Linked DNA regions of Homo sapiens: all the other regions are linked to region 1. The links are chromatin loops, found by intact Hi-C in ENCODE. Cell type or tissue: IMR-90. All regions are shown on one strand. Links, peaks and the distances in the headings refer to the core of each region. The heading gives the core; the rest is flanking DNA. Region 1 overlaps TLN2 (talin 2). Region 2 overlaps TLN2 (talin 2). Region 3 overlaps TLN2 (talin 2).

What was found. A loop is a pair of places that touch in the nucleus more often than their neighbours do. Peaks named below come from ENCODE experiments on the same cell type or tissue, not always from the same donor. Only the 100,000 strongest peaks of a DNase experiment are listed, where the experiment ranks them.
Region 2: it touches region 1 in a loop (6-fold over the local background); 2 of 110 quality-filtered maps call a loop at or near these places.
Region 3: a loop joins it to region 1, with 2.6 times the contacts of the local background. A loop is called at or near these places in 2 of 110 quality-filtered maps.

Annotation. Positions count from the first base shown.
Region 1 is chr15:62,736,303-62,747,046 of GRCh38, forward strand. TLN2 (talin 2) reads left to right here. Exons shown (of 59, transcript NM_015059.3): 29 at 576-784; 30 at 1,912-2,031; 31 at 3,046-3,243; 32 at 4,328-4,467. Among named protein-coding and RNA genes, the nearest start is that of MIR190A, 82 kb to the right of the region's middle. RefSeq lists a silencer at 7,257-7,412. In IMR-90, for the core only: CTCF peaks have their summits at 5,873 and 6,295 (motif pointing left); DNase peaks (open chromatin) are centred at 2,959, 3,429 and 6,339; H3K27ac peaks cover 591 bases.
Region 2 is chr15:62,460,480-62,471,223 of GRCh38, forward strand. All of the region lies in intron 1 of TLN2 (talin 2), which reads left to right. Among named protein-coding and RNA genes, the nearest start is that of TLN2, 75 kb to the left of the region's middle. RefSeq lists an enhancer at 4,171-4,702. In IMR-90, for the core only: no CTCF peak of the experiment used is centred there; a DNase peak (open chromatin) is centred at 4,412; H3K27ac peaks cover 521 bases.
Region 3 is chr15:62,612,998-62,623,741 of GRCh38, forward strand. It overlaps TLN2 (talin 2), which reads left to right. Exons shown (of 59, transcript NM_015059.3): 3 at 5,354-5,478. Among named protein-coding and RNA genes, the nearest start is that of MGC15885, 27 kb to the right of the region's middle. In IMR-90, for the core only: a CTCF peak has its summit at 5,624; a DNase peak (open chromatin) is centred at 5,654; H3K27ac peaks cover 484 bases.

The sequences.
Region 1 (10,744 bases), core at 1,901-9,900:
GAGACTCTGTCTCAAAAAAAAAAAAAAAACAGTAAAAGTAGTCTAAGGTAATAGACGTTAGAATGGTGATTACTTCTGGTATGAAGGGAGCATTGACTGGCACAACTGATGGTGGATATGTGGCTGTATCCATATGTACCAATTCACGGAGCTGCACATGTAGACTTGTTCACTGTAGTGTACTGTAAGTTATGCCCCAGAAAGGCAATTGAGAAGAAAGGTGCTTTTAAATGGCCTCCCGCAAACATGTGCAGGTAATTCCATCTGTGTACTCACTGCCATGCACTTGGTGTTCTAGGTCTAGGGACAGTGGGGCAGTGGGAGCAAGGGAAGTCAGGGGGAAGAAGTCTTTAGTATTGCATTTGTTATTAATGTGTCTCTTGGTTTGGCCCAGAGCCAGGGGGATATGTTTCTGAAGCCAGCTACTTCTTTGAGAAACACAGCAATTCAAATTTTATGAAGACTAATCTGCAGCTCCCCTTCTGTGCCAGGCCCTGGTCCAGAAGCTTATTCCTAAGTAAAATGTGCCATTTAGATGGAGTCTAATTGGAAATCTGATGGACTTTTTCCCCCAGGGGTGGCTGCTAGAGAGACGGCCCAAGCTCTGAAAACACTGGCCCAGGCCGCCCGTGGAGTGGCTGCATCGACAACCGACCCCGCGGCCGCCCATGCCATGTTAGATTCTGCTCGAGACGTGATGGAGGGCTCCGCCATGCTCATTCAAGAGGCCAAGCAGGCCCTGATTGCACCTGGAGATGCAGAGCGTCAACAAAGACTGGCTCAGGTGAGGCTAGGAATGAGAAATTGTGGTTGTCATGGTCATCATTAACGTGGACATGTGGTCGGGCTGTCTCCTGGGCACTTTTCCCTGATATGAACACTGACACAGCAGATGTTTTCAGAAACTTCCAAAGGTCATAACGATGCTGGCCATACATGATACTCACTTTTGTAAGTCTTGCCTAGTATTCTCCACAGTAATGTGTGATCTGCTTAATTCACAGTCAGCAGAGGGCATGGGGGCCTTTGAATTCTGTCCTTGGGAGTTTCAGAGCCAGGACATAACATGCTTGTTTTGGGCCTATGTGTGCTGAGCTATATTGCTGTTCCTTGCCAGGGAATGAGGTAGATCCGCTAGGGCTGGCCACTCAGAAGTTTTCAACCCTGGCGCTCTATTACTTCTTTAAATGATTCTTCGACTGCCTGATGGAACCAGTTGGCTAAGGAGCATCCAGGCAGAGTCCTGGACGTGGGGCTGGGAAGGAGATGGCTTAGATGAGAGGGAATGACACTCCCCACCTCCAAAGACCTTCCTTTTAATTGAGGATACCAAAGAATGCAAACAGGGAGCCACCAAACATTTCTAGGCAACGTGAGGGCAGCTCCAGGTTGTGCTCAGAGCACCCCACTTGCCCTTGGGCAGAGTGAGGTTTGGGAGGATGGCCCCATGAGTCACTGAGCAGAAATTAACCACAGGCCTTCTAATTGTGATCCAAAAAACTCAAGGTCTCCTTCCACCTCGGCGACCTCAGCAGGGCTCCCAAGAAGGGAGATATTTTCATTTCTCTTGGTATAAGAAATCTTTGCTTTAGAACCTGACCTCATGCTGGAGAGTTCTATGTTTGAATCACAAAACTGTGGCTTACCCTGGCTTTGGGGAGCAGGTGGGATGTGCTGTGTCACTGTGTCGGACCCTTTGCTGAGACAGAATATTAACCCCAATAAGAGGGTGGAAAACATCTCTGGGACAAGGGGCCTGGATGAGGTGATGTAAGACAGGTAAGAGTGGCAGGTGGATGCTGGTGGGTCATTTCCGTATCTGCTTCAGCTCTGCATGTTTCACTGCCCATTCCCAACAAATGTGCAGAAATGTTTGTACTTAAAGGTGCTTCTCTCTCTCCACGAATTCAGGTGGCTAAAGCCGTCTCACACTCCTTGAATAACTGCGTAAATTGCCTCCCTGGGCAGAAGGATGTGGACGTGGCCTTGAAGAGCATCGGGGAGTCCAGCAAGAAGCTGCTTGTGGATTCGGTGAGAGGTTCTTAGATTGAGAAAGGACACTGGGGGACTAGGCTCGCGTTAGGTGTGAGTGAAGTCTTCTTCTCTCCATGAGATCTCTGAGCAGCTAACCCTTCCTTTAGGAGTCCTGTTTTTCCCGCCAGTCTTTGTTTTCCATGTTTTGCTGTCTGATCAACAAAGTTCCCAGGTGGAGCTTTTAAAGTTTACTTTTTCTTTGAGCCCATGTTGCCATTTCCTCTCGGATCGTCCCGGTGAGACAGGCAAAGGGGTATGTGATCACCTGTCTTCTCATCAGGACATCTCAGATAGTGACAGTCAGGTGTTGGAAGGGTACGTGTGTCCAAGCCTCAGTGAGAGAGCGAGTAGTCTGAGGAATTTCACCTTGGGGCCTGTTCCCTTCCCTGCTTTGTGAGTCTGCTGAAGGAGGGTTTGTGCTGGTGCATCTTTGTTTCTTCTCTGCACAGGTATAGAGGCAATGTTTGTGGGTGATGAATAGAGTCTAGCTTAACTCCCTAGAACTTTTCACAAATGGTTATCAGTCTGCTAGATGACATTTAAAAGTTATTAGCAAAGGCCACTAATATAATTGGTGGCTATTAGTTTGGAAGAACGTGATTTGAAGTTTGAGAGCATCTGCCTTTTAGTTTACAAAGCTAAAACTTAGCTTTCATCTTAACAGAGACAAAATAGGGTAGAGTTTTAGAGAATGGACCCTGGAGTCGGATTGCCTTGGTGTGGATCCTGTCTCTGCCACTTAGGAAACCTTGAGCCCCTGTAGATAGCTTACATTTTTAGATCCACAGTGTCTAGCACTGAGCAGGTGTTTGATACATTTAAATGAATGAATGGATGTATATGTTGGTGGTCAAACCTATTAATAAAATGGGCTCAGATGACTCAGAGCCTTTTAATCGTGATGACTCAAATGCATCTCTGAAGAGTCTGTCTCCCTTCCACAATACCTTCCTTTTATCCCTCCCCTGCAAAGCAGAATGTCTCATGGGGTGTGCCGTCTGTTCCCCACAGCTACCTCCAAGCACGAAGCCTTTCCAGGAAGCCCAGAGTGAACTGAACCAGGCAGCAGCTGATCTGAACCAGTCTGCTGGGGAAGTGGTCCATGCCACCCGGGGCCAGAGTGGAGAGTTGGCTGCAGCCTCTGGAAAGTTCAGTGATGATTTTGATGAATTCCTCGATGCTGGCATTGAGATGGCTGGCCAAGCTCAGGTGGGTGTGGAGGTGGTTGTCTGGAGTTGACCTTAGCCTCTCCTCTCGGATGGATAATCCATCCTTGAGACTGACTGAACAAATAGGAAAAGGAACCTGGAAACAGGCAGGCCATGGTTGCATTCTTTTTGCTGCTTAGGAAGCTCATGCCCTCATGGGAATGGCATTCCCAAAGATGCTATCAGCTTATGCATGAGGTGCTGTTAGTAATAAAGAATAACTTCTCCCACGATCCTCCAGCAGAATTCATAGTCTTACTATTTGGAGGGAGGGTAGGAGGAGGGAGAATGTTTAACAAAGATTAGAACAGCTCTTCAAATGTGGGATAATACAATAAAAATATATATGTATTTGAGGTTTAATGGACCATTCAGATGGTCTGTGTCTAATACAGAGTGTCAAGTGATTAAAAATTACCTCCTTCAGATGAACAGATAAACCCCTTGTTTAGAACAAGGGAGCTTGACTGATCTGGTGTCAGCTTGCAGAGCTGTGTTTTTTGTTTTTTTTTTTTTTTCTGCGCTCCTTTGACCTCCCTAAAAGAGATAACCAGGGTGTATCTTCTTCTAGTATCTACAAAGAATTGTTTCTCAGATGGCAACCGGGTGAGAAATGTGTGCTTTCCCGAGTCAGGAACTTCAGGGATGCAGTCAGCTCTGAATATCGAGACAGTGCTGGTCGTTTGTGCCAGGCCGAGATGTACAGCTCCTTGACAACTCCAGCATTGTTGAGCAAGATGCTGGAATCGCTGCCTGGTCTGTGCATTGGCTCACAGCTCGCTCACTCTCCTCCCACCCTGCTCCCCGCTTAATGCCTCTAGTTGTGAGAAAAGCACAGCTCTTGGCTGACCCACTTGGGGATGGATTTCTTTCCCTGTGGCATGCATCTTGATCTGAGCATCTGTTTGGAGAAGGGTAGACACTGGTCAGTGTCTCAACGAGTTAGGCATCTGCGGGCTAACTGGGTTTAATGTGATCTATACGGATAACCTGCCTGCATGTCAGGATGCTGCTCCTAGCTCTCTGAATGCCTCCTTCAAGAAATGGACAGGCCCTAATAGCTCCGGCTCCTTTTGACCTTCCAGACAAAAGAAGACCAGATCCAAGTGATAGGGAACCTCAAGAATATCTCGATGGCATCCAGCAAGCTGCTGTTAGCTGCCAAGTCTCTCTCTGTAGATCCAGGAGCTCCCAATGCGAAAAATCTCCTGGCTGCAGCTGCAAGGTAGGAGTGGGACACAATGTGCTTTCGTGTGTGGTTAGACAGTGTCATTGCAGTCTGAAGATGTGCCTGACATCCTCCCACTTTTGCTGAGCAAAAGAATTGGTGCTGTCCTTAGGTCATGGGAGGTGGAGCTGAGAGTGATGGACACTCTGATATTTTATAAAACTGGCTCATTTCCATGTTCTTTCCCCACTAAAAATATCTTCTGTCTTCTCATACAGCCTTTTCAGTAGAGACTTGTTTAGACGTAAGGTCCATTTTGACTTGTAAATGCAATGAATTAAACAGATTTTTTTTAAGTAGCATTATATCTTTCTGATTATAAAATAGTATATATGCTTCTTGAAACATCAGAAAATACTGAAAAGCGTAAAGATGAAAAGCAGTGCTCATCAAGTCATTCAGCAGACTTTTATTGAGCACTTAACCCTGTGCCTGGCATCAGTGTTAGATTGAATGTAACATGTTGTATCTGTCACATGGGGAAGGCTCCACTTTAAGATGAGTAGGGAGGCAGTGGGAATAAATTGTTTTTGGAAATATATTAAAACATGAGTGTGAATTTTGGATGATTTGGGTGTCCTTCTTTCCTGTTGGTTTCACCCAGGGAAGTGGATAAAACAGTATAGTTTCTGCTCCAGGGCCACAAGTTAGTTCAGTAACTAGTGGTTGAATGTGGTATGTGGAGCACTGCAGTGACAGCCCAGGGGGTTCTCGTATCAGCAGCCCCTCTTTCATTTTCCTGAACCCAGAGAGTAGGGTGGTCATGATTCTGTGGTGGTGCAGGCATGTTTTTTTAGCATTATTTACCATCATATTACGTATAAGAAAGCTGACAGTGGAGAGAGATTAAAAGCAGGACTATTAGGGGATAGAGAGTAATTGGAGGCCTTTTTATAATGTGCAGATTCGTGATTTTTGAAAAGCATAGCTTTGATTCTGCTTTCCTTTTTTTAACTTGGTTTTTTAAAATTTGCGCGTGTGTGTGTGTGTGTGTGTCTTTATGTCTCCCCTGGGAGATCATTGGCTGTTTTTTAAATTGTCGGCATCAAGAGACCTGAATTATATTCCAAGCTTTAATACTTGACTAACTCAGTCGCATTGGTCAGGTTGCTCAGCCTGTCTAAACTTTCCCATCTGCAAAGTGGGGGTATGAACTACATCATCCTTAAAGCTCTCCTTAGCTCTCAGCACATAAGATCTCATGGTACTCATGGTCCAAACATGTCCTTCCTCCCTCTTGGCTTGTAGTGGGGTGTGTGTGTGTGTGTGTGTGTGTGTGTGTGTGTGTGTGTGTGTGTGTGTGAAGGGTTAGACACTGTCAGAGCAGTTTGCTTGCAAACCCTTGAGTTTCTTCATTTATTCCTGGAAGGTACATTTTAACTGCAAACAATAGCTAGAGCCACTAGGGGACTGGAAAATTATCTTCCCATCTCATGCTTTGTTCGTGACTGTTCTAGTAAATAAGTGACCTCCCTTGATGGTGGGAGAGATGGGAGGTGGGGTTGGGGGTGATGTCTGTTCTGTTGAGCAGCTGTTTCTGATAGAAAACCCCCTCTTGATCGTTGCTTTTTTTCCTACAAAGGAGCCTTTGGATAAGGCAACTGACATTTCCAGGTATCAGAACTCAGATGTTTTTCATTATCTTCAATTTTTTGCATCATTTCAAAATTACAGTTTCCAGCTTGGAATGGCTTCACTCTCCTAAATTGTGGGAAGGAGGGGGAATGTATAAATTGCCCTTTTGAAAGCCAGATATAGAAGGAAACAGAGCCGGAAAGAATATTGCTGGTGTATGGCTCTGTGAATAGGTGCAGGCCCCCTGGTGGTGGCTTCGAAGAAAGGACATGGGGAAAAGGGGAAAAAAAAAAGCTTTCGTTGCCTTTCTGTCCTGGCTTTTAGCAGTTGACGGAGAATTCCCAGCCTGGTGATTTCATAGCCAGGTAAGCACTTAAAAATCATCACATGAAAATGATTGTCTTGGGATGGAACTGTTGCGAGAAAACGCTGGCACATTCTCCTTGGTTTTTTGGCACATTTTGGCAAGCTTCTGCTCCCTGGGGCTGTTTCTCAGCAGAGACTCCAGCCAGGTCAAGAGGGTCAGGCAGGCTCCTCTTGGGACACAAAGCTCTGCCAGGCTGGGGTTCATTCATTCATTGTCTTATTCATTCATGTCTTCATTACATAGATTTTCATCACAGGCCTGATGTGGGTGACGCCCAGTGCTGAGTGCACACTGTGAATAAGACAGGGCCTGTCTTATTATGTGTGTCTTTATATCTTGTGTATTTATAACCCTCATTATGTGGCCCTGGTGGAGTTAGGCAGGACTCACCACATGCTCCGCTCATTTCATCTGGGCCTAGAACAGTCCTGCATAAAAGTGCACAGGAAGCTGGGCAGAAGGGATCTGATCATCATAGTCTCAGTCCTCAGTCCTCTGTCCTCCTTGTTCTTGAGACTGTCAGGTCCTGCCTGTCCTTCCTGTGTGTATCCTCAAAGTCCCCAGAAATGCCACTGCGGGGACCCAGGCCTGGACCAACTCAGCCCTGTCCCACTCCTGTGTTAACAGTCTCAAACCCCTTATTATTTGTGGTCTCTGTGGTCCTTCTTGCTCTGGGAAGAAAAGGTTTGCTTCTGGAGAAAAAAGTAGAGGATGTCTTTTTCCTCTGTTCTTAATTCTGCTTCCGAGCCTGGGTACGTTTTTGGGACCCTACCTATCCCCTTGGTTTTGGATGCCTAGGGGAGAGGAAGTCATTTGCTATTTAGTGCCTGGTTTGTTCATTTTCTTCCCGTGTAACTGTTTGGGTTCTGGCTCTTTTCTGACAAGTTGGGTGGAGCTGGAGACCCTTTGTCACCCATTCATCAGCCTTTTTCCCCCAACCAGGGGCTGGTCAGGTGCCCCCTAAACTTAGTCAAGGAAATAGAAAGCTAGCTTGCAGTTGCCAAAACGAAGGGGGTATCCTACCTCTGAACACCTTCCCTGAATCACTGCTCACCACCACAGTCATCCTGGCCAGAAGGACTCCAGAACTGAGAAGGCTTTAAGCCCACAGCGGCCAGCATCACACCCCCGGGCCAGGTTTCAGCTGCTTTCCAGTCCACAGAGGATGCTCCCTAGGAACTCAAGGTAGCACCTGCCCCCCTGGCTCCCCTTTGGTCTGAGGTTCTTGCTGGACGGGGCTCCTCCTGTCCCCAAAGACTGTGAAGATGGATGGTCTAGCAAGCAGCACAAACGAGAAGAGTGCATTTGCTCCGTAAACAGAAAGGTGTACAAGAGACCTTTGCTCTCTGTGGGTCTTACCTAGAATGTTTCCTTCCCTCCATCCAAATCAGGATGTCACTCAGCCCTGACTTTTCCAATTGCTTCAGTCTACATCGAGCCCTCCCTTTCAGGCAGACTCTGTGCCCGGCAGCTGAGGCTTTCATTTTCTTCCGGCTCCCTGCGAGTCCCTACATACCTCTGGTCCCTTGCTCAGCGATCCATCATGCCCTGCCGGGTGTCCCGCCCTGGTACTGCTTTCTTTCATCCAACTTCTTTGTACCTTGTCTTCTCATTGTCTTGCCTTTTCCATTAGATTGCAAACACCTTGCCATCCTAGAGAGCCATAAAAGATTATTTTTGTTATTTTTAATTTTTTTTTTTTTTTTTTTTTTAAAGAGAGGCAGTCTTGCTGTGTTGCTCAGCCTGGTCTGGAACTCCTGGCCACAACCTCTGGAGTAGCTGGGATTATAGGCACAAACCACCATGCCCAGCTAGATGATTATTATTATGTTTTTATTTATTTTTATTTTGAGATGGAATTTCGCTCCGTCGCCCAGGCTGGAGTGCAGAGGCGCGATCTCGGCTCACTGCAGCCTCCACCTCCCGGGTTCAAGTGATTCTCCTGGCTCAGCCTCCCGAGTAGCTGGGATTACAGGCGCATGCCACCATGCCCAGCTAATTTTTGTATTTTTAGTAGAGACGGGGTTTCACCATGTTGGCCAGGCTGGTCTCAAAACTCCTGACCTAGTGATCCACCCACCTCGGCCTCCCAAAGTGCTGGGATTCTAGGCGTGAGTCACCGCGCCTGGCCTAGATTATTTTTTAATCTCTGTGCCTTGACATAACAGGACCCTGGGAATACAGAAAGGTCAATTTCGATTTGCTCTTTCCTCCTTTCCCAGGCGCCTCTTCCCTGGAGGCAGGCAGACAGATGTCTGCTGCTGCTTTTTACCTTCTAAGCTCCTGACTGGGTGACTTGTGCTAAATAGGTAATCAGAAGCACAAAGTGGTTGATTTTCTTCTCACACTCCACCCCACTTCTGTATCTACTTAAAACTTCCAGCCAGAGCTCTCACACTTCAACTGAACCTATTCAGCATCTCTGAACACTAAATAATGTTTTACCTTAACCCTTTTTAACCATTGAAGTTGTAGATCCCAAGTTTTTTAGAAACTGAGAGTAGATAGATAAGCCTAGATGAAAACACTATCTCTGTAAGGTAGCATTATGGTTATTTAGCTTTTTTGTATTTTTAAAAATGAACTTATGTGGCTTTGATCACTAAAAAAAGATGGTAAAAAAAAAATAAAAGTAACTGTACTTCAGACCTATTTGGATTTACAAAGAACAGAGACCCTTCTAATTTTGGCCAGATTTTTTGTGATAATGTAAATTGATTAATTTCTAATGGGGGGTAGATTTATTGAAATTTTTTCTTTCAAAATAACATTATAAAGTCCCTTCACCTTTTAATATATGTCGTTCTATCATTTTCTATGCATATATATGTTTATTTTTAGAGGGGTAGGCCCATTCTATTCTATTTTGTAAGTTTTATTTTCCTTAATCACGTAACACATATATTCATCTCTGACATTAGTAATATGCTACACACTGACTTTTAATGGGTCCCCAGGATTCCCTTGAGGGCTGTATATTTATTTAATCCTCTATTCTTGCGTATTTGAGTTGCTCCGTATTCTTTGCTCTTATAAATAGCTGCTGGGGTTTAAAACATAAATATTGTTTTTCATTGTCAAATTTACATAACCGTTTGCCTCTGGACCACTTAGCACGTATTTAGCATGTAATCCCGACTGTAAAATTAGTTATGGGAATTCGTGATAGCTAAATAATGCTTCTTAGTTCTGGATCAGTATTACCCAAGCATCTCACTTAGACACACGATGCTGTGCTGGCACTTTTGTGGATTACCCAACCACAAACCCTTAGTCTGTTGGTTTTTGTCCCAAGTTTTTATTTGAAAAAAATTTTACATCTACAGAAAAGTTGAAGAGTTGAGGAAAACTGGCGGCTTTCCCACAGCTGTATATCCTCTGGATTCACCAATTATAAACACTTAGTTTTCAATGGAAGAAACTTTTATATAGCAACAAGGTTTTTTAAAAAACACAGATAAACAGGAAACACAGAGAGAATTAAGCTAAATAGAAAGTTTCTGTGATATGTGGAAATAGCACATATGTTGATATATGCCAGCCTATCTCAGAAGCGTGTCTCAAGGCCACCACCATGTAGAACAGGGTGCTGGACTCCCCAGGAGGTACTTTAAAAGCGCGCATTGAGGACTACACCCTCCGCAATCCTTGGAACTAGGGATTGTCCGGCTGTCTCCTTGTTCTTGTTTTGCTTTGCACCATAGAGAGCGCAGTGTTTCCCAGTGACACCCTAATTAAATAGTGGTCACCAAATAAATGAATCACCAGAGTCAATCTTACAAAAACTATTTTAGAATTTTCCTATCACCCTAGCTCAATTTGAAATTGAAAGCAGTATCTCCTCATCAAATAATTAAGCCGATTGCTTTTGTACATTGGCAACATCATTTTCTGTCTAATTTGATATTCTGTGGGAAGCTGCAAAGCCAATTTAACTAATAAAATGAGGCATCTTTTATATTAGTGTTGGTGATTAACAGCAATATGTGCCTATTTTATTTTTGTTTAACTTGCCAAAGCTGCAGTGGTTAGAAACTGAGTCGAATTCTGGGCCCTGCCAGAAGCGTGGACCAGTTATGACACTGCAGGAAAGAATTATGTATTTGGTTTTGGAGTCAGATAGGCATGAGTTTAAGTCTTATTTCTGCTGCTTATTTGTAGCATGCTCTTTGGGAGTTATCTCAGATTTTTCATTTATAAAATGCGTGGGTTTTCAATTTTAAGACTTAGTGTAAAGCTAGTCGTTAAGACAGCGTGGTATCGACAAAACATTGACCATGTAGATCAGTGCAACACATATCAATGGTGAAAAGATTGTCTTTTCAACAAATG
Region 2 (10,744 bases), core at 1,060-9,059, 280 kb before region 1:
CTCAAACTCCCAACCTCAGGTGATCCACCCGCCTCGGCCTCCCAAAGTGCTGGGATTACAGGTGTGAGCCACCGTGCCCGGCACTAGCCACGTGGTCTTGTACGAAGAGGCAGGTGTTGTGTGCCACTCATCCAAGGGAAGCTCTATGTCAGGTGCCAGTCCTCATGATGGACAGGAATCTTTAGCTGGCTTTATTAAGAAAAATAAGAATTCCATGTTTATTTCAGATAATGTTTTCTCTCTTTGCAATGAAGTTTTGTTGAAATAGAGCATAGAGAAATGAACACAAATCATAACTGGACGAGTTGATGAATTTTCACAAACTGAACTCACCTGTGTAACCTGCATCCAGCTCAGGAAATAACCTGATCAGTATTTCAGAAGCCCCCTGATACCCCTGCTGGTGCACCGCCTTCCCACAGTCATAATCTCGACTTAGTTTTGCTTGTGTGTGTGTGTGTTTATTTTATTTTATTTTATTTTTAAGACAGAGTCTCGCTCTGTTGCCCAGCAGGCTGGAGTACAGTGGCGCAATCTCAGCTCACTGCAACCTCTGCCTCCCAGATTCCAGTGATTCTCCTGCCTCAGACTCCCAAGTAGCAGGGACTACAGGCACACGCTACCATGCCCGGCTAATTTTTGTATTTTTTAGTAGAGACGGGGTTTCACCATATTGGCCAGGCTGGTCTCGAACTTCCTCGTGATCCGCCTGCGTCGGCCTCCCAAAATGCTGGAATTACAGGCGTGAGCCACCGCGTCTGGCCAGTTTTGCCTGTTTTTGAACTTAATGTAAATGGACCTGCCCAGTGTGTCCTCTTGTTTCTGGTTTTGTTCAGCATGATGTTTGTGAGATTTGCCTCCATCTTCGTGTGAGTTGTGGGTCTGTCATTCTCATCATAATATGGTACTCATTCATTTTGTTCATATTACGTACCTGTTCTTCTGTACGTAGGTATGTAGGCAGTTTCCAGACTCTGGCTGTGATGTATAGAGCAATACGAATAATGTTATTTATGTCTTCAACACGGATGGGTTTATACCTAGACGTAGTATTTAGATGTGTTTGCTTTGCTTTTCCTAGTGCATTCATTTATTGAGTAAATAGTTACTGAGCATCACTGCGGGCCAGGCTCTGGCTCAGGCCCTAGGGGTGAGAGCAGAAATAAGACAAGCAAGGTGTGTTAGAGGGAGAGGAGCAGTTGTTTTGGATGGTCTCTAAAGAGTCGACATTTCAGCGAGGGCTTGAAGGATGAGAGCAAGGCCAACAGGTAAGAGGCGCCTACTCCATGCGAGGGGAAGAGCATGCACAGGAGCACTCACAGAAATTGCTGGTGGCTCAAGAGTGGCCTGGTGAGCGCAGAGTGACCAGCTGTTGGCTAGACCCTATCCAAGCTGAGGAAGTCATGGCCTGGGACATTTAACTTCTCATTGTTGGAGTCAGGAGGAAGGGCTGTATCTGTCTGTACTTTTAACTAGGCTGGGCGTGGTGGCTCACGCCTGTAATCCCAGCACTTTGGGCGGCTGAGGCAGGTGGATCACGAGACCAGCCTGGCCGATATGGTGAAACCCCGTCTCTACTAAAAATACAAAATACAAAATACAAAAATTAGCCGGGCGTGGTGGCGGGTGCCTGTAGTCCCAGCTACTTGGGGGCTGAGGCAGGAGAATTGCTTGAACCCGGGAGGCGGAGGTTGCAGTGAGCCGAGATTGCGGCACTGCGCTGCAGCCTGGGTGACAAAGCAAGACTCTGTCTCAAAAACATAAATAAATAAACATAAAAAATCAATAAATAAAAATAATAAACTAAATGATGGAAGAAGGAGCACCAGTGTGGGCTGCTTCACAGAAGCCCCCAGGAGAGGACCAGGAAACATGTACTTTGCTTTGTGCTGTCCACAGTTGGCCCCCTGCCTGGGTCTTCTGAAAGGCCCGTGGGCTGTCCACTTGAGGAAACTGGCTGGACACATTGTTAGGGCCATCTGTTTTGGAAACCAGCACTACTCTTGGGTTCCTGGTTTTTAACCAGTGATTCATCTTCCCTGGACCCTCAGGGTCCAGATTGCCAGGCTGAGAGTGTGCCAGGCATGTTAGCATCTTGGGGATGGAGGGAAGTCTGGTTAGCCAGAGGGGACCCCTGTTTTTAGGAGACAAGTGAGGTAGTGCTATAGGCTGAATAATGAGAGACCAGAGCTGGAGGAAATGGCCTGGCGCTGTGGGTGTGGCTCTTGCCAGCTGGGCTCTGGGCTTCCCTTCCGGAACCAGAACCAGTGTGGTGTGAGGCTCTGGTGGGAATGAGACCCACATGCAGGCTGGACAGCATCCTCTGGCCATTTCTCTTTCCCTCGTTCATTGCCTTGTGTCTCATCTTTAATGAAAATGCCCTTGTTAGGAAATTGTCTGGTTCTGGGGAAAATCTCTCCTGACCGCACAGCTGCCACCCCCATAGGGAGGAGGATGTGGAAGGAGACACTAAGGACAGCGCCAAACTCTCTAGAGCTCCCTCTTTGCTGAGCAGCTGGCTGATGGCCGTGGCCACGGGGGTACTTATTCCCCGTCAGAGTAGGGGTGCCTCTTGCCTTTCCCCCAACCCCCCTGCCTCTGGCAGCCCTTTTCTGAACTTCTTTGGATGTTTTTCTAGTGTATATTTTCACCCTCTAATTTTATTAGTGAGGAAAGAAGATAAAAGGCTCTTGTGTCTTTCATGAAGCTCTTGAAACTGTCCCTCTTACAGAGCAAGGCTACAGCCACCCACTGACTTCCCACTTTCTGACCGTCCGCCCACCTCTGTGTTCCCTTCTGGATCTCTTCCTCCCTTCAAAAGTCAAACTGCAGTTCTGTGTTTTGGATATGAGTGGTGAGAACCGTTGTTGTTAATTGACAGGTCTTTAATTCCTGATTGATTTCTCTATTTCACTTAGCTTGTAAATCTGAAATGATGTAGAAAGCATAAAAGTTTGATTCTAGGGAAGCCTAGCCACCAAGAAGGTACCTTGTTTCCATGTTACCTTTGTTAATGCGATGTGAGTGCATTTTTAAGAGTTAATCTGGAGAAATGTAAATGAAAACCACAATGAGATACCATCTCACGCCAGTTAGAATGGCGATCATTAAAAAGTCAGGAAACAGGCCGGCGCGGTGCCTCACGCCTGTAATCCCAGCACTTTGCGACGCTGAGATGGATGGATCACGAGGTCAGGAGATCGAGACCATCCTGGCTAACACGGTGAAACCCCGTCTCTACTAAAAACACACAAAAAATTAGCCAGGCGTGGTGGTGGGCACCAGTAGTCCCAGCTACTCGGGAGGCTGAGGTGGGAGAATGGCATGAACCTGGGAGGCAGAGCATGCAGTGAGCTGAGATCGCGCCACTGCACTCCAGCCTGGGCAACAGAGCGAGACTCTGTCTCAAACAAACAAACAAACAAACAAATAAAAACCAGGAAACAACAGATGCTGGAGAGGATGTGAAGAAATAGGAATGTTTTTACACTGTTGGTGGGAATGAAATTAGTTCAACCATTGTGGAAGACAGTGTGGCAATTCCTCAAGGATCTAGAACTAGAAATAGCATTTGACTCAGCAATCCCATCACTGGGTATATGCAAAGGATTATAAATCATGCTACTATGAAGACACACACAAACGTGTGTTTATTGTGGCACTATTCACAATAGCAAAGACTTGGAACCAACCCACATGTCTATCAGTGATGGACTGGATTAAGAAAATGTGGCACATATACACCATGGAATACTATGCAGCCATAAAAAAGGATGAGTTCATGTCCTTTGCAGGGACATGGATGAAGCTGGAAACCATCATTCTCAGCAAACTATCGCAAGGACAGAAAACCAAACACTACATGTTCTCACTCATAGGTGGGAATTGAACAATGAGAACACTTGGACACAGGAAGGGGAACATCACACACTGGGGCCTGTTGTGGGATCGGGGGAGTGGGGAGGGATAGCATTAGGAGAAATACCTAACGTAAATGATGAGTTGATGAGTGCAGCAAACCAACATAACACATGTATACCTATATATCAAACCTGCAGATTGTGCACATGTACCCTAGAACTTAAAGTATATTTAAAAAAAAAAAAGTTAATCTGACACCTGACTTGTGAGAGGTAATTAGCCAGAAGTGTTCTTCAGTCTACTAGGGTACCCAAATACTTTTTTTGCAATTAAATAATTGCAAAAAATTTTGGTGTTGTTGGGTGATGGATCACTTTTATTCTTGTTCATGTTAGCAGCCAGCTATCGGGCATTCTTGAAGTGCTCATTTTAAATGCAAATTCTTTGCACAATTAGGAGGAAAATGAAATTGTTCTGGCTCCTAGCACTCACTCTGCATTTTTGCCATTCCTTCTGATGGCTGAGGGGAGGGCTCATGACTAAATCACTCAGCATCTTGATGATGATTTCGGATTTGTACTTGCTGAGAGGAAACTTTGCCCCGGGATGTTAACCCTCTGTTGCCCATGGGCACTATGGGGGTGCATGTGTGATTACTCAGAGTTTTCAGTAGTCTTTTTTCCCCCCTTAAATGATCTTTAGATTTCCTCTCTCATTTGCTCTAATGGATAATGCATGTACTTGGGAAACTTGTGGTGAGCGCGTTTTTTTTTTTTTTTTTTTTTTTGGTTTTTGTTTTTAAGGCAAATGAAATATGCTAAGCCCTTTAGTTCTTCTACTTGGCAGCAGCAGTATGTGCTGTTTCCTTTTAGCCTTGGAAGATTCCTCTGGTTCTCTCTCTTTGCTGGGAGTTATCGCTTACTTTCCCGTTGGCCTAGCCCCCCTATCCCAGCTTGCCACCTGGAGAATCCGTGGCTTGGTGTGTGATAATGGGATTCCTGTGCGGTGCGGCTGGGGAAGTGGTTCTGTCTCCGACTCTTTCAGAGAACGAGTGTGATGATAATTGTATGGAGGCAGTGAAAACCGTAATCCTCTCCCCTAGTCAGGCCAGTTATATTCCTTTTCCTGAACGTGAACATTTTACATGTAAAACAGTCCCTGTGTTCTGTCGTTCTCGAAACTATCGGGTTATGTGTGGAGGGGTTTAGCCTCTCAGCTAAGTTGTTGTCTTCCATGGAGCTGTGTAAACAGCTGGAGCCAATGGAGAAGGTTTTGGGAATGGCAAGGTGGTAGCACATTTTCTCTATCCATGAAACAATGGCTTTAATACTAAGTCTGTCCCCTAAGATGGGGTAGTGAGCTGATTTTATGGTTGCAAAGTATTATGAAAATGGAAAATTCTTACATGTACATTGAATGCAGTTGCAGCTGTGCTGTTTTTAAATTTTATTGTAAAGCATTTTTTTTTCTCTTCTGTTTATGCATTTCTGCAGAGCAGAACATAGAATTGGAAATGAAGCTTCCATGTCTGTCCTTAGTTTGTTGGCTGAATAGAATCATAGGTTTTAGGATTGGAAGGAGTTTGTAGAGTCCAGGAACTCCTTGTGTCTCATTCCTGTGGAGTAGGAGGTCGCGAGGGACTGGCGTGGTGGCTGGTGATAAGGAGAAAGCAGTTGCTTTTAGCATTGCTCCCTTTTCCAGAGGAAATATGATGGGGCTTTGAGAGAACTGGTGGGAAATGCCCCCTGATCAGGGGAGGTATGATGAGAGGCAGCGGCTGCCAGCCTGGAGAGCAGCCGTACTTTAAGCCCTGAATAATTAATGGTTGAACTCAGTCTAGGGGTTGCAAAACCTCCGAAACAGGCCAACCTCTCTGTTTAGTGACAATGAACCAGAGACCCAGGAAGGTCCGGTGGTATGTCTGGACCGAGGAGCCTATCAGAGAACGAACTAGGACTCGTGACTTTGTTCTAGTCTTCTTCCTGCTTCCTACATTTTAGGCTTTCTCAGTCCTCAGCACTGTTGCCGTTTGGGGCTGGATGATTCTTTGTTGTGCGGGGCTGGCCTGTGCATCGTAGGGTGTTCAGCAGCATCCCTGGCCTCTCTACCCAGTAGGTGCCACTAGCATCCCCACCCCCTTTCAGGTGTGACAGCCAAAAACGTCTCCAGACATTGCCAAATGTTCCCTGTGGGGTGAAATTGCTCCTTGTTGAGAACCGTTGCTTTAGAGGACTTATGATGCCCCTGGGAATTTGTAAACACAGCTTTTATATTAGCATGATCCCTTTTCTCCTTTTGCTTTGGAATATAAAATGCACAGCTGAGATATTTAGTATTTACTGTAGCCCTTCCAGTAGGTAACACTGGCTGAAAGCCTGTTGATAGGAAAGTGGTCAACACAGTTCTGTATTAAACCGCCTTGTGTTTGGGTTGACAGTTTTCCCCTAAGGAGATTTGATTTTGGTTTTATTTTCAGATTTGGGATGCTGATGACACTGACTCTGACCTTGTCTCCACTAAGCAGCTTGTACTTTTAATTTTTGCAAATGGCTGTGAATGGGGACAAACTGCCCAGTGGGTGGGGAAGTTGTCAAAATATTCCAAAAGCCAATGAGATTTCAGCATTCTGAAAGCCAGTGAAGAATTAGCCCTCCGTTTTGTGAGCCTTGCCTCAAGCTTGGGGGAGGACACTCACCAAACTAAACCTCCCTCGATATAGAGATGTGTGGGCAGATTTTAAAGTTGACCATTGCCTTATGAGTTACGGAATGGCTGTGGGTGCCTGTGAACTGGATGGATGTAAAGTGGCAAAGAGCCCCATACCAGGAGGCCGGAGTCCTGGGTTCTGTGCCTTGGCCTGCCTCCAAGTCTTTTGGTCAGGTCACCAAACATAATTGAGCAGTAGGTTATTGTCTGTAGGAGAAGGAGAGAGACAAAATTTTTGCTTCCCAGATAGGGGTGAAGTGCTAAGTGGTGAGCCTGGATTTGTGAAACCACAGGATAAACCTAAGATATCTTATTGGAGCCTTAATTTTACTCAGGTAATATGGAAGACAAGAGATTATTTTAAGGCCGGCTGTGGTGGCTCACGCCTGTAATCCCAGCACTTTGGGAGGTCGAGGTGGGTGGATCACCTGAGGTCAGGAGTTCGAGACCAGCCCGGCCAACATGGCAAAACCTCGTCTCTACTAAAAATACGAAATTAGCCGTGCATGGTGGTGCACGCCTGTAATCCCAGCTACTCGAGAGACTGAGGCAGGAGAATCGCCAAGAGGTAGAGGTTGCGGTGAGCTGAGATTGCGCCATTGCACTCCAGCCTGGGTGACAGAGTGAGACTCTGTCTCAAAAAAAAAATTAGTGTGAAAAAAAGCATGCACATATTGAATAATTGCAAAATTTGCATGACATGAATTTAAGCTAGAACACAGAACTTCATAAAGGAAGGAAACCTCAGACTTGCTGTGAATGGCTTCCCTAGTGTCAGGTGGCCCACCCCTTTAGTCCTTTGTGGAGTTTTGGCCAGATAATTTTATAATCCCTGCGGGGCCAGATCTCCAAAGTTCCTTCTGCATCTAAAATTTCTGGTTGGAGCAGAAAAGACACATCCTTGGCATAGTCTTGGGTAAGTTCACACACTTATCACCAGGCAGAGCCTTAGAAAGAATAAACAACAATAATAAAGGTTGTCTAGCTTTTAATAATCCAGACCCTTAAGTTTTCCTTCCATCCTTTTGGTGTAAATTGGAAAGCTGTTGCGAAGGCTTAAATAAATTTAATTTATTAAATAAATTTTTAAATTTAATTTATTAAATAAATTTCCAAAATAAATTTTGGAGCAGGCCTCATTTTGGTGTGGGACCCTCAGAGCTTAAGCATTGCCACCTAAGAGTTGACCTAAACTAGGAAATGAGCCAGAGGGTATAGCATGCTGATTTAAACTTCTTTGAAATGCCTGCAACAGAATGATGACAAGGGTGTTGGCTGTGGGGTCCATGTGAAAGTTAAATTACTGACATCCCCTGCACAGCTGGGATTTACTAAGCTGGGGAAAGTTAAGATGTTAAGACACTCCAGCCAGTCAGTTTTCATTTCTGAAATTATTTAATGTTACAAAGGAGTTGTCGGCTGGGTGTGGTGGCTGATGCCTGTAATCCCAGCACTTTGGGAGGCCAAGGCAGGCGGATCACAGGGTCAGGAGATTGAGACCATCCTGGCCAACAAGGTGAAACCCTGTCTGTACTAAAAATACAAAAAATTAGCCGGGTGTGGTGGCGGGCGCCTGTAGTCCCAGCTACTTTGGAGGCTGAGGCAGGAGAATGGCGTGAACCCGGGAGGCGGAGCTTGCAGTGAGCTGAGATTGCACCACTGCACTCCAGCCTGGGCGACAGAGCTAGACTCTGTCTCAAAAAAAAAATAAAAATAAAAAAAATACAAAAATAAAAAAAAAAATACAAAGGAGTTGTCTTTTGATGTTGATGTTCATGACAATTCTTTAGAAATGAATGTCAAAGGCTTCAGACAGGGATGCTCATTTCCATGCTGTTTTCTTGAGAGAGATAAGGCCAGGGCCTGGCAGGTGAGCAGAAGAACACCTACGAATACAGCAATTGCCCAGAAAACGGCTGCTGTAACCATTTGTCAACAATTTACCCTATGTGAGATGACTTTTCTATATGATGTAATAAAGATAATTTACAATGTTTTCGTGAAGGCAGGAGTAGGTGGTAGAGGGGGTTTTTCTTTGTCTTTTCTTGGCGTGTAATTGAAACAGAGCTTGGACTAAATGAGAAACATTTGTGTTGGAAAAAAGATTCCAGAAGCTTCTTGACTAGAGTCAAAAATTGCTTCCTTGTTTTATTGTGAGCATGTAAGCAGACTTCTCATCTAAGACAAGTGTTAAGAACATTGCCATTTCTGTCTGTTCATGAGCAGATGCATTTTCTGACCTAGGGAACTGTCTACATTGTAGACCAGATAGCACACACAGTGAATCAGAAGACAAAGTGTGTGAGTTGATCTGTCTCAAAAGAAATACATGGCTTTTGTGTGGATTTATAAATTCAGTCCCTTTCACAATGCTGCTTACCCAAAAGCTGTTCTTTATAAAGAAAAGTGTGCCCGTGCATTTTGAAGTCCCAAGCTTTTTTAAATTGGCCCCAGAGGAATGCTGGAGTTTGCAGAGGAAGACTAGTTGTTCTGCCATTGGGAAATAGGGCCTGAATGGATGGAGCAATGTGACTGAATACTTTGTGTTGGTGGAGTGTGCAAAGAAAAACTCTCCTCTTGTTCAGGCTGCTTGTGTGCTTGGCTTGATTCTGGAGTTGGCACTCTTGAGAGCCACCCACAAGCACCCTTAAAGCACTAACACACAGGCAATTCCTAAGTGGATGCCTAATGAAGGAAATATTTTAATCCCTTTGCTCTTACTGGCTCTCTTCTAGCTAAAGTCTGGTAGTTTAAAAAAGCAAAAGCCAAATTAAGAATACAGAACCCACTCCTCAATATGTCACCTTCTTCAAAAGTAAAACATCCCGGTGGATTTTGCCATCTTTCCTGAGCTCAAAATGGGCATGGCTCTTGCGTGTGGGTGTGTGTTTGTGTGGGGGTGTGTGTGTGAGAGAGAGAGCGAGAGAGAGAGCGCATGCACATGTAAGTCCAGCATTCTTCGTGATTGACTCAAAACAATAGCTTTATAGGGAAACCATTGCTAAGAGCTCAGGAAAAGTAAAGGCCTGCCAATTCCAGAAGGACAAAGGGTTTCAGCAACTAACATGGGAACAAAATGATCTCATGCCCCTTTCCCACTGAGACTGCACATAAGTGGGATCCTTCCCAAATTCTGAGGGCTCACTTATAGACACAGTCAGTGTTTCCAACCTATGGGACCCATTCGGGAGGATGGCCAAACCAGGAAACAGATTCCAGAGGTAGCTCTTTGATGTTTAACCCAGACAGTCAACCGACCCGGGCTCCTCAGCCAAGGAGGGGCTGAAACTCTTCAGTGAGGAAAACGAGACCCTGGCTTATGCTCAGGCATTAGTCACTACATCCAATGGCGAGTTCCCTTAAGTCAAAGGCCTGGGCCAGGGCTGACAGTGGACCTTTGATAACAGCTCTGCATCTCTGGGGTGCTAGGCTGCCAAACTTGAATTCCTAGTGATTCACACTAGCTGGCCCTTCACAGGCCTCAGAGAGCACGGGCAGGAAGAGGCCACAGGCTCCAGGCCTCCTGATGCCCCTGCCCCCAGCAGCCCTAAGAGTGGCCTGGAGCAGGTGCTGGGCAGGTGAGAATGGTATGCAGTTCTCAAGTGGCAGGTGAGATCCGCATGCAGGAGCTCTGGGACAGCCCCCAGCCACTGCCTTTGTTACCCACCGAGCCAGTGCAGGCACTGTGCTGGGAGAGAAAGGTGGGGGCATCTTTGAAGGTCTAAAAGTTTGGTGACACTTCCCTGCAGACAATAGTAGTTGTACTTTCAGTATCCTTGGAGAGAGAACATATCAAGACAAAAAGGCTATCGAGGCAATTCATATTTCATTAGTCATAGTAGGCCTTATGTACATTTTAAACGTAGCAAAATATAATTCTGGGACATTGCTAATTTGTTCTATAGACAATACTTGACATATATATGAAGAAGCTCTTGAATATCTGACACAACATGATAAAACTCCTCTGTTTTGCTCCAAACTGGGGTTAGGGTGGGGGTAAAAACAAACACAAGGCTGGGCATGTGTGGCTTACACCTGTAATCCCAGCACTTTGGGAGGCTGAAGCAGGAGGATGGCTTGAGCCCAGAAGTTCCAGAAGAGCCTGAGCAACATGGTGAAACTCTGCCTCTACAAAAAATTAGCTGGGCATGATGGCGTGTGCCTGTAGTCCCAG
Region 3 (10,744 bases), core at 1,883-9,882, 120 kb before region 1:
TAGCAGGGGATACAGGAGTAGTTAAGAGCTAGGGCAGTGTTCAGACTTCTGGGTTCAAATCCTGACCCTACCGCTTCTTAAGTAGCTCAGTGACCATGGGTAATTTATTTGTCCTCAGTTTTCTTGCCTGTGAAATGGATTTGATGGTTCAATTTTAGTATCTACCCTTATGGGCTTGTTGTAGGGTATTTGCAAGATGGATGGAATACATAGAATCAGGCATATGGTAAATACTCATTAAATGTATTTTGTTCTTTTTGATCCGTTTTGCCACTTTTATTGTAATCTGTGTTGCAGGGAGAGGGCAGAAATTAAAAATACACCTTTGTAATTATTTAGAATGGTCAACTTCTGTCCAGTTCCTAGAAAGTAGACAAACCTGTACTTAGTATATGTTGCATAGACAGGGGATCCCGTGTCCTACAAAACACACATAGAGCTCGTGTGGAGTAAATGGAACTCATGTACACTGCTGGTGAGAATGGAAAATGGTACAACCTCTTTGGGAAACAGTACGGCAGTTTCTTCCAAAAATTGATCATACACCTATCATGTGTCCCAGCGATTCTACTTGACATTTACCCAAGAGAAATATATAAGCTACATCCTTGCAAAGACTTTCACATGAACGTCAAAGGCAGGCCATTGGATACATGCACTCTTTACCGTAAGCTTTATTTGTAATAACCTCAAACTACACAAATGTCCATCCACATGTGGAAGGATCAAGAAATCATGTTATGTCCATTCAGGGGACTAAGACTAAGCATGAAAGACAAAGACAAATGATCTCTCAGCATATGCAACAAGAGGGATCAATCTCAAAATAATTATGCTAAGTAATGAAGCCAGGCCAAAAAAAAAAAAAAAGAGTGTATACTATAGAGTTCCTTTTAAATAAAATTCTGGAAAAATGCAAACTAATGATAGTGACAGGAAACAGATGAGTGATTGACAGAGGAGAGTGGAAAGCAAGAGTTGAGGGGGACCTGATTTACAAAGAGGCCTGGGAAAACTTTTGAAGCTAATGGCTGTGTTCATCATCGTGATTGTCAGGATTACAGGTGTATACAGATTCTGAAACTTATTTGTGTTCTATAAATATGTACAGTTTATTGTATATAAATTATGACTCAAAAATGAGTGCTTTTAAAAAATCAGGCTTACTGTACAAAAAACCAATAGGTTTTGCTGTGCTGCTGTAGCACAGAATTCATCAGCTGATTTCCATAAACATTTCTGAATCATTTATTAGCTATTTTGTTTTCTTTTGGAACTTGTAGTGATTTATTAGGATTTTGGGAGAACGATATGTCCAAGAGAATTTGAATTAAAAACTTTCTGTCTTCTGATCAAATCCTCTGTGGCAGGTAAGGGATTTTGTAATCACTGCATTGACTTTATAATTAGTCATTACAGCATCAACTATCCTAAAAGTTTTTGTAAACTTTCAATTTTGCTGCTTGTATATCTAAATGGCCCTCTACTCCTTTAAAAAAAATTATAGTTTTCTCACTCTTTCCTCCCTTTCCTTCTTTCTATCCCGCCACCTCTCTGCTCGAAAGAACATTCACTTCTTCGTTGTAAAAGGACTGCGAAGGAAGCCACCTTTTTTGACATGAATAGACTTATAATTAGTGCTAAAATAATTGTAATTTTTATTGAGAAAAGTTAAAACTGAGAATTGTAAAAAGTTTTAACCTAAAACATAGGCATTTACGTTTTGACCTAAAAAATATGTATGTCTTCAACATATGTCTCTGAATGTGTTTCTGATGACTTCTCCACCATCTTTCTGTCCCAATTCACTCCTGTGCTGTGGGGTGTACAGTTTTCAGTTTGAGATGGAGTTTCGCTCTGTGCAGTGGTGCCATCTTGGCTCACTGCAACCCCCGCCTCCCAGGTTCAAGCGATTCTCTAGCCTCAGCCTCCCGAGTTGCTGGGAATATAGGTGCTCACCACCACGCCTGGCTAATTTTTGTGTTTTTAGTAGAGATGGGGTTTCACCATGTTGGCCAGGTTGGTCTCGAACTCCTGACCTCAGGGGATCCGCCTGCCTCGGCTTCCCAAAGTGCTGGGATTGCAGGTGTGAGCCACCACGCCTGGCCTAGTTTGGGGTTCTTTACAGAGAAATGTGAATTTAAAAGATATTTGAAAAGTCATCTGAGAACAGGCTTCTTTATACTTAAAAAAATTCTCTCAATCTATTGACAGATGTCTGGCCCTCACCTAATTTGGCAGTAATTTTCTTTTTTAGCAATGCACACAAAGCATTGTATTGAGTTTTCATAGGAACAGCAACTCTTTCTTTTTGCACTCATACTTCTTTGGCCCATAGCATATTTAAATATGCAATTGTACAATAAATACAACTGGTCTGAACGGGTTTGAGAACACACTACTCTAGCAGGCCTACCATGTAATGGTGGGTGCAGCCCACCCACTCAGGAGTGACTTTTAATTTGGCAAATTGGTTAAGCAGAGCTTGGTTATAAGATAGTCTACTGTATATGCATCTTGTAGGAAATCAAAACACAGCAAACTAGAAACCATTTGTAAAGCCAGATCTTAAAGACAATACAATGTACTCTTAACATTTAGGTAGATTTTCTTTTAGTCTTTTATGTTCATATGCACGTGTGTATGTATGTAGTTTATATCATTTTGTATCCTGCAAACAAAGCAGTGATGGATATCTTGGAACATAAACACTCATGTTTATCTTTATTTATTTCAGTAAATTCCTAGAAATGAAATTTTCAATCAAAGGAGTCTCATCATATTTATGACCCTTGAATAATATTGCCATATTGACTGCCAAAAATATGGTGCCTCTCTGGAGGGGAGTGTGTGGGTTTCTCCATATTTCTTGCCAGCATGGTGAGTGTTCAGACTCCTGCTAAGATGATAGAGAATATCTTGTTTGGATTTGTATTTGGAGGATAACATTTTTTTTTGTATCTGTTTCCTCGCCGTTTGTATTTGTTCTTTTGTGAAATTTTTACTACTGTCCTCTAACAGTTTTGTATCATGATACTTGTTTTATTTTCTTAATAAGCTTTTAAGCTCTAAATGGTGTCTCTTTGGTACATAGTAACCTTTTGTCATTTTCTGTAAAAATATTTTCAAAGTTTATTGCTTATCTTCTGACTTAACTTTACCTTTTCACATTTTCTCTTGTGAAACCTCTTTGTGAGTTCGTCTTGCACTGTTTTTACTTAGACCTTTCCCAGTGTGACTATGATACGATAGTTGGGTTATACGAATGCCCATATGAACACTGTATATGCTCTTATGTCATGTCTGTTTTATTTGTCCTGTAGAGCCCGAGGATGTAATCATTTTTGGCTTTATAAGTTGGTATTACTGTCTGGCAAACAAGTTTCCATCTTTTCAACATTTTCTTTACTATTTTCCATACATTTTCTTCTTCTTTTTTCATGTTTTGAGAGACAGGGTCTTGCCCTGTCACCCAGTCAGGAATGTGGTGGTGTGATCATGAATCGCTGCAGCCTCAACCTCCTCGCCTCAAGTGATCCTTCTGCCTCAGCCTCCCAATGTGCTGAGATCACAGGCATGTACCACTGCACCTAGCCTATTTTCTTCTGAAATAAATATCTCTAGATGGAATGTAGCCTAGGCTCCTAGTCATGGTGTGAGTTTCTCCCCAGCTTTTGTATTCAGTGGGTAATTTCACTGGGAACCTCATGTGGAGTCAGAGAGCCTTTGCTGTCTCATCTGGACATTTGTCTCTTTGCTTCTTAACATCATTATATTCAACCTTTACTTTAAAAAAGTGTTTTTGCTACTGCTTTTTAAAAACCTAGTTTGAATTGCCTTGTTAGTCTCTTATTAGAAAGCACTTGATAAATAATAATTACTTTCTTAAATGAGCAGTGCAGAGATTACATGTTCCTGCCTGTGACTGGTGTGATCCTTCCCATCTGGCCTGGCTATGACAGAGTGGAAGGTGGTGTCTGCATGCGTGTCTTCTTGCAGGATTTTCTAATAGCTCTAATAGAAAAGGAGAGACTGCCATGCAATGCACATGTCTGTAAAACATCCCTGTTGGGGTTTGGAGTTGAATGCAGGGTTTCATGGAGCTCGGATTGTTTGGACTGTCCGTTAAAAATCACAGTGCTAGGCATTCTCAGGAGTGGGGTCAGTTGCTTTCTTTTTTGCCTGTCATCTTTATGCATTTGCAGAAATTGTACAGCAGCTGACACATGTCCAAGCAGAAGGCAGAAGTTAGCTAGGCCATGTCTGTTTTGTCACCTCTGTGTTATGGGTGAGACTAGAGGGTCTGCCTGAAGATGACCACAGTGACTTTGGCATGGGCTGCTCCTGGAACCATTCCTTGGATTCCTTGGTGATCACTTTCTGGTTTTGGCATCTCAGTCTGGCCCAGTGATACTGATGTTTTACATTCCTAATCTGTCATGGCAAGGCACTCACCTATCCTTGTTTGCACATTTATAGGGAGCTATTAGCAGACAAGAAACACGACTGTAACAGAAGCGGGGGGTACACTGGCCACTGTCACCCCCTTTCTCCAGCCTCTCTGAGCTCCCTGTGTTGGTGGTCACCACCCTGATCAGAGATGCCATCTCACAAGGCCTCATCCCCGCTTTCACCCTGCACCTCTGACTGCTAAATCAGGTGCCGTGACAGCATCTGTCTGTTTGAAGTGTCTGCTACACTGAATGGCTCTCTTTTGGAGTTTCTGTTCTTTTTGCTTGTCTTGAACTTCTAAATCAAATGCATAGAGGAGAAGGATGTTAGTGCTGAAGATGTAAAAGGAGGAATTTTCACCTTCTGATATTTAGGAGAAACATACTCTGTTGTATTTAAATTATGAAACCGGAAGCAGAACTGTAGTCTTCCAGTTAAAAAGTCCTTTCTGAAAAGAAAGAAGACTCTTGAAGGAAGCTGAGTTATCCAAGTGATTCATCATTCAGGCAATTCTTTTTTTTTTTTTTTTTGTAGAGACAGAATCTCACTATGTTGCCTGGGTTGGTCTCGAACTTCTGGGCTCAAATGATCCTCCCGCCTTGGCCTCTCAACGTGTTGAGATTACAGGCAAGAGCCACCATGCCCAGTGCCTCAGGCAATTCTTGAGATATGTGTTTGGTTTCTTCAATAACAGCCAGGTGGATCATAGTGGCCCAAGACCCTAGGAAATATTTTTAGTGTTACATGTAATTTGGAATTTAGTTTGAACATTTTCTCCTATTCTTTCATCCATTTTTGTTTAGGTATTCTGTTCAACTTCAGTGACTGTTTTCTGGTACAAGATTTGTAATGTTATTTTTACCTAATTCTTCTTTTCCCACTCCACACTCTTCCACGACAGAAAGTCTGCCTGGCGGAGGACACCTGCACTTGTTACCCTGAGTTGATTCCTGAAACTTCGGACCCCTGGGTATTAACAGAGGACTCAGTGGGAGCTCCTGGTCAGAGGACTTGGATGTTGTCATTGTGAGTTGTTTGTATGTTAAAGGTCTTCTGCGTGTGTTTTGGGGAGGTGATCATGACACACAGATTTCCACTAAAGCTCTGGGTACCAGCTAGGTACACTAATACACTGATGAGGGCCTGCGTCTCTGTCCATCCCCTGGAGGAAGGAATGACAGAGTCAGCAGAGCTGAGTGAGTCAGACCTTTGATGATTTCCTTCTTAAAAATGCTTTTTGTTACTATGAAGGTGGTTGATTCCTCAAGCCTAGAGAATTTGCAGATGTGTAAGGGTTTTCTGAAGCTCTCCAGTTTGTTTCTCCTGATGTGTAGGTTTTTAGAGTGAAATATTGTACTGGAGATGTTGAAAACCTTTTCTGGCTTTAAGTGTACAGAACAAAGGTTCAGTTAGAAAATGTGCATTGTTAAAATGGCTTTCCTTCTTGAGTTGCTGTTAATGTTATAAACTAAACTCACACCATATAAACTAGTTTACGGGACTGAATACTTGTGCCTTTCATTTTTGCAGAATAAGCTGGAAAGCAAATCAGCATTTCTGTCTGTGGCCTATACTATGCCCTGTTTTCTGTTCTTAGTTTGGATTAATTTATGTTTCTTGGATGCTGAGATGTTTGATTTTTTTTTTTTAACTGAGCATAGCAATGAATCTAGGTTTGTTTGTTTTTTCTCAAAACAGTATATGTTGGCTAGAAATCTTTCTTGGATTGGAGGTGAAAGGAGGGAGGCAGTATGCATGTTTTTTCTGAAAAATGCCATTTACTTTCCATGTTTGGCTCTGATGACACAGCTCTGCTCTGTTAGAGAAGAGTGAGGCGCTGGAGAAGCTGCTGGAGTGGGCGTGCCCATTCTCATAGCGCACCTCCAGTTTCTCTCCTTAGAGGAGCTGGCCCACATGCTCCATCCTCCAGTTTGTGAGAGCTATATAGATGGCATTCTGCATCTTGATAATTCTACAGAAAGTATTTTTAAATCAAGAGAATTCTTGTCATAAGAGTTGCACTCGATTTTTCATTAACAACTGTAGTGGGTTGAATAGTGTGACCCACCTGCCCCCCTGCCAAAATTGTGTCTATCTAAAACCTCAGAATGTGACCTTATTTGGAAATAGTTTTTGCAGATGTAACTAGTTAAGAATGGAGATAAGATCATACTGGATTAGGGTGGGCCCTGAATCTGATGACTGGCGTCCTTGTAGGAAGAGGAGAGGCCACACAAACACATAGAGGAGAATGGCATGTGAAGATGGAGCCCCCCAGAAGCTGAAAGGAGAAAGGAAGTATTCTTCTAGAGCCTTGGAGGGTAGCGTGTTCCCACTGAAACCTGGATTTCAGCCTTCTGGCATCTGTAGCTACGAGAGAACAAATTCCTATTGTTTTAGGACACCAAGTTTGTGGTCATTTTTTTTAGCTCTGGGGTACTAATGTAACAACCAGCCCAAAATGGCAGAGATTGAAGGTCTATCTCCCATTGACCTTCAGCTTTAGGTATCCTCAGTTTATCTAGGTTTTATTTTTATTTTTAGAGATGGAGGTCTTGCTCTGTTGCCCAGGCTAGAATGCAGTGGCCTGCTTATGGCTCACTTCAGACTCAAACTCTTAGGCTCAAGCAATCCTCCCACCTCAGCTTCTTGAGTAGCTGGGACTACAGCTGGGTTCCACCACACCGGCTATTTTTTTTATTTTTATTTTTTGTAGAGACAGGGTCTTACTATATTGCCGAGGCTAATCTCAAACCCCTGGCCTCAGTTAATCTTTATCGAGGTTTTAAACTGCAATGTTTATAATCAGTGCAGTAAAAATTTCCGTGTGCAAAATGTTCCTGTGTCTGGTGCACCTTTCATTTTAATTTGGCCAATATATAAGCAAATTTACCAGCATCCTATACCACTGGAAGAAGTTTTCCGTGAAAAACTTAATCTGAACCTTTGGAAATGGCCTGCCTACTGCTTTTGTTGTTGTCCAAGTGAATTCATTCATACTCTCTTTCTCTCTCTCTCCCTCCCTCCCCGCCCCACACCCTTTTCTTTCTTTCTTTTTTTTTTCTGTTGCCTAAGCTGGAGCGCAGTGGCATGAACACAGCTCGCTGTAGCCTCAACCTCCTGGGCTCAAGCAATCCTCCTACCTCAGCCTCCCTAATAGCGGGCACTACAGGAGTGTGCCACCATGCCTGGCTAATTTTGTAAAATTTTTTTGTAGGGATGAGATTTTGCTATGTTGCCCAGGTTGGTCTCAAACTCGTGGGCTCAAGCGATCCTCCCACCTTGGCCTCCCAAAGTGCTGGAATTATAGATGTGAGCCACCACACCCAGCCCCAAAGTGAATTTTCAGATTCCTGAAACCTGCTTCTTTTTTTTTTCTTTCTTTTTCTTTTTTTTTTTTTTTTTTTTTCTGAGACGGAGTCTCTGTCGCCCAGGCTGGAGTGCAGTGGCACAATCTCAGCTCACTGCAAGCTCCACCTCCCGGGTTCACACTGTTCTCCTGCCTCAGCCTCCAGAGTAGCTGGGACTGCAGGCGCCCGCCACCACGCCCGGCTAATTTTTTTATATTTTTAGTAGAGACGGGGTTTCACCATGTTAGCCAGGATGGTCTCGATCTCCTGACCTTGTGATCCGCCCACCTCGGCCTCCCAAAGTGCTGGGATTACAGGTGTGAGCCACTGTGCCCGGCCAAAACCTGCTTCTTATATAGCACCTTGGGACTTAAGGAATGAACTGTGTCTCTGAAGTATTATATTTATTTGTTTACCTTTGTCAGCACTCAAGGATTCAGGTTAGAGCATCAACAAAGTTGAAAACCCTGCAAAGGATGCAGGGTGATATTGTATGGCTGTGTCCTTTGGAAAGTTTACTGGGAAACATAGCATTTGGGGCACAATATGCTAGTTCACACTATTAGGGTGAATAGAAGGTAAAGTCGATACACAGATACTGAGAGCAAGAAAAAGAGCATCTTTCAAATGAGAAATGATTCTCTTGGTCAATAGAGATAAATATACAGTATCTTGGTGGCATTGATTCAGGCCCTCCAACTTTGTGCCCCCAGCCCTGTATTCTCAAATGTGTACTAGAAGTTTAAATCCAGAGAAGTTCAGGTCCTCATGCTGTGAAACTCAATCGTGCAGCAGTGATATTTTCATATGAAGGGGTGGCAGAGGTACTTATATGTTTGAGAAATGTTACTGAGCTCCTGCAGTCTTGCACTTCAATGTGATGTTATTTGCCTAGATTTCTTGGAACAGGGTCCCTCTTATTTGCTGCGAAGAGCTCCCTTATGGCGGGATTGGCCCAATATAAATGGAACATCATTACTTCAGAGTAGTTACTAGTAGCTCTTGCATTAGCAGGTACTAAAAAGGAATGGCAAAATGTGGGAGATTTTTCCTCACAGAATTGCTAGCTAATTCTACCAAAGGGTCCTCCCAACACAGATGGCCTCAGGACCTCAGGACATAAAACCAGTTTGGAATGGAGAATCACTCTGCTAGTGTAGATGTCAGTTGTGCACATTTAGGAAAATCTTGCTGGTATCCAGTAGAAAAAAACATGCTTTCCCATCCTTCCCCGGCAGTGCCATGTATGAGCCAGGCTTTTCTTGGCCTAAAGGACTAAGCTGGGGGGTGGGGGGTGTGTTTGCAAAGGGAAACATTACCAGTTTGATTTACTCTTCAGAGTAATCCTATGCTTTGTAGGCCTTGGTATTATTAATGTGCAAATTATTATTAGTCTTAATTTGGAGACTGAGGATCAGAAAATTAAAACGACTCACTCCAGGTGATACAATGAGATAATTAGTAGAACCTTCTGAGGTACAAAAGGAAAGAAGTGGAAAAGGGTGTGAGTGTGTGTGTGTATCTGTAAAAGTTGGGGATTTTGTGGGGGATGGTTTCTGCTTTCAGCCATGTAATTGCAAATTTGGAGGGACTCCTGTTCCAGACAAGTGGGGGAATACCCAGCACCCAATATCCATTCAGTCCATTCTGTAGGGTGGAAACTGATGTGTGATCTGTCCTGTTATGTATTAAGCACTTGCCCCTTGATAATCATGAAGGGGACACAGAGACAGCCATGACTCTCCTCTCTGCCCTGATACAACTTACTGTAATTAATAATATGGATTAAATAATTTTTTTACATGTATTTACTGAAAAATTTTATGTATCCTGTTCATAATTTTAAAAATGCAGATGTGGCATTTTGTAATCTGTCTTACACATACATTCACTGAGTTAAATTGCCTTATTCTTATTATTTAATATATACATTGATTTTGTTTTGTTTTGTGCTTGAGTCAGTGATAAAAGAGGGAAAAGCTTCCTTGGTCCTGCACTGTGTCATGGACACTCCAACTTTATCTTAATAAAATAAGATGGAGTTTGGGTTTCTCTTGGGCCAGTTCTGTATCTGTAATAACACTCTAAGCTGTCGACATAACATCCATCACTGCCCAGACCAATTGCTCAGAGCCCATCGATGTTGCCCATCATCTGTCTGTGTGCCCTGCACAGCTGGCCCTGAGTGCCAGCCTGTCTTTCTTACTCCAGCTGACAGGGCTAATCAGGGTGATCAACGTGGCCTCCAGTCCTCATGGTGTAGTCACTAAGTGGATTTACTTTGCTTAATATCCATATGGAGTAACTGAATGGGCAGTGGAGATTTTAACTAAGTCCTGTGCTGGTTAATCTGTGCGGGAGTGGAAAAGAATGAAACATTACTGTATCCGTATAAACAAAAGCTCTTTGGGACTGCACATCCTAAACCAAGTGTGTGTTTATAGAAAGTGTAGCACTTTAGAATTATTCTTCAGATGATTGTCTACGGCTAAGCATGAAGGGAACTATTGGTTTGACAAATGCAGGAAATCATTTGTTCTATTTTCGCTGAAAATCTCACAGGTCATAAGTCAAAGAGAAAGGTAGTATCTTTTACATAGCTGATCCAGTGATCTAGTGATGGTTCCATCTACCAAAACCAACTTACATTCATGAGCATACTTTTGCAGTATTGCTGAGATAATGATTCTAAGTTCACTCTGTGGTTCTTATATGAAATCCTAGACCTTTATGGAATGAGAATGCATCGTACCTAAATTAAAGTTTAAATTGTAGCTAATCTATGTCAACACCAACTGAGATCGCCATTTGGTGTTGACAGTATTCCTGGAATTACTGTTAACATTTATTTTGCCCAAAACTCAAAACATACATTTCCTTCTAATCCTTTGTTTCTTGGCAAGTTGACCATTATCAGGCAGTTTTCCACTTGATCCAGAACC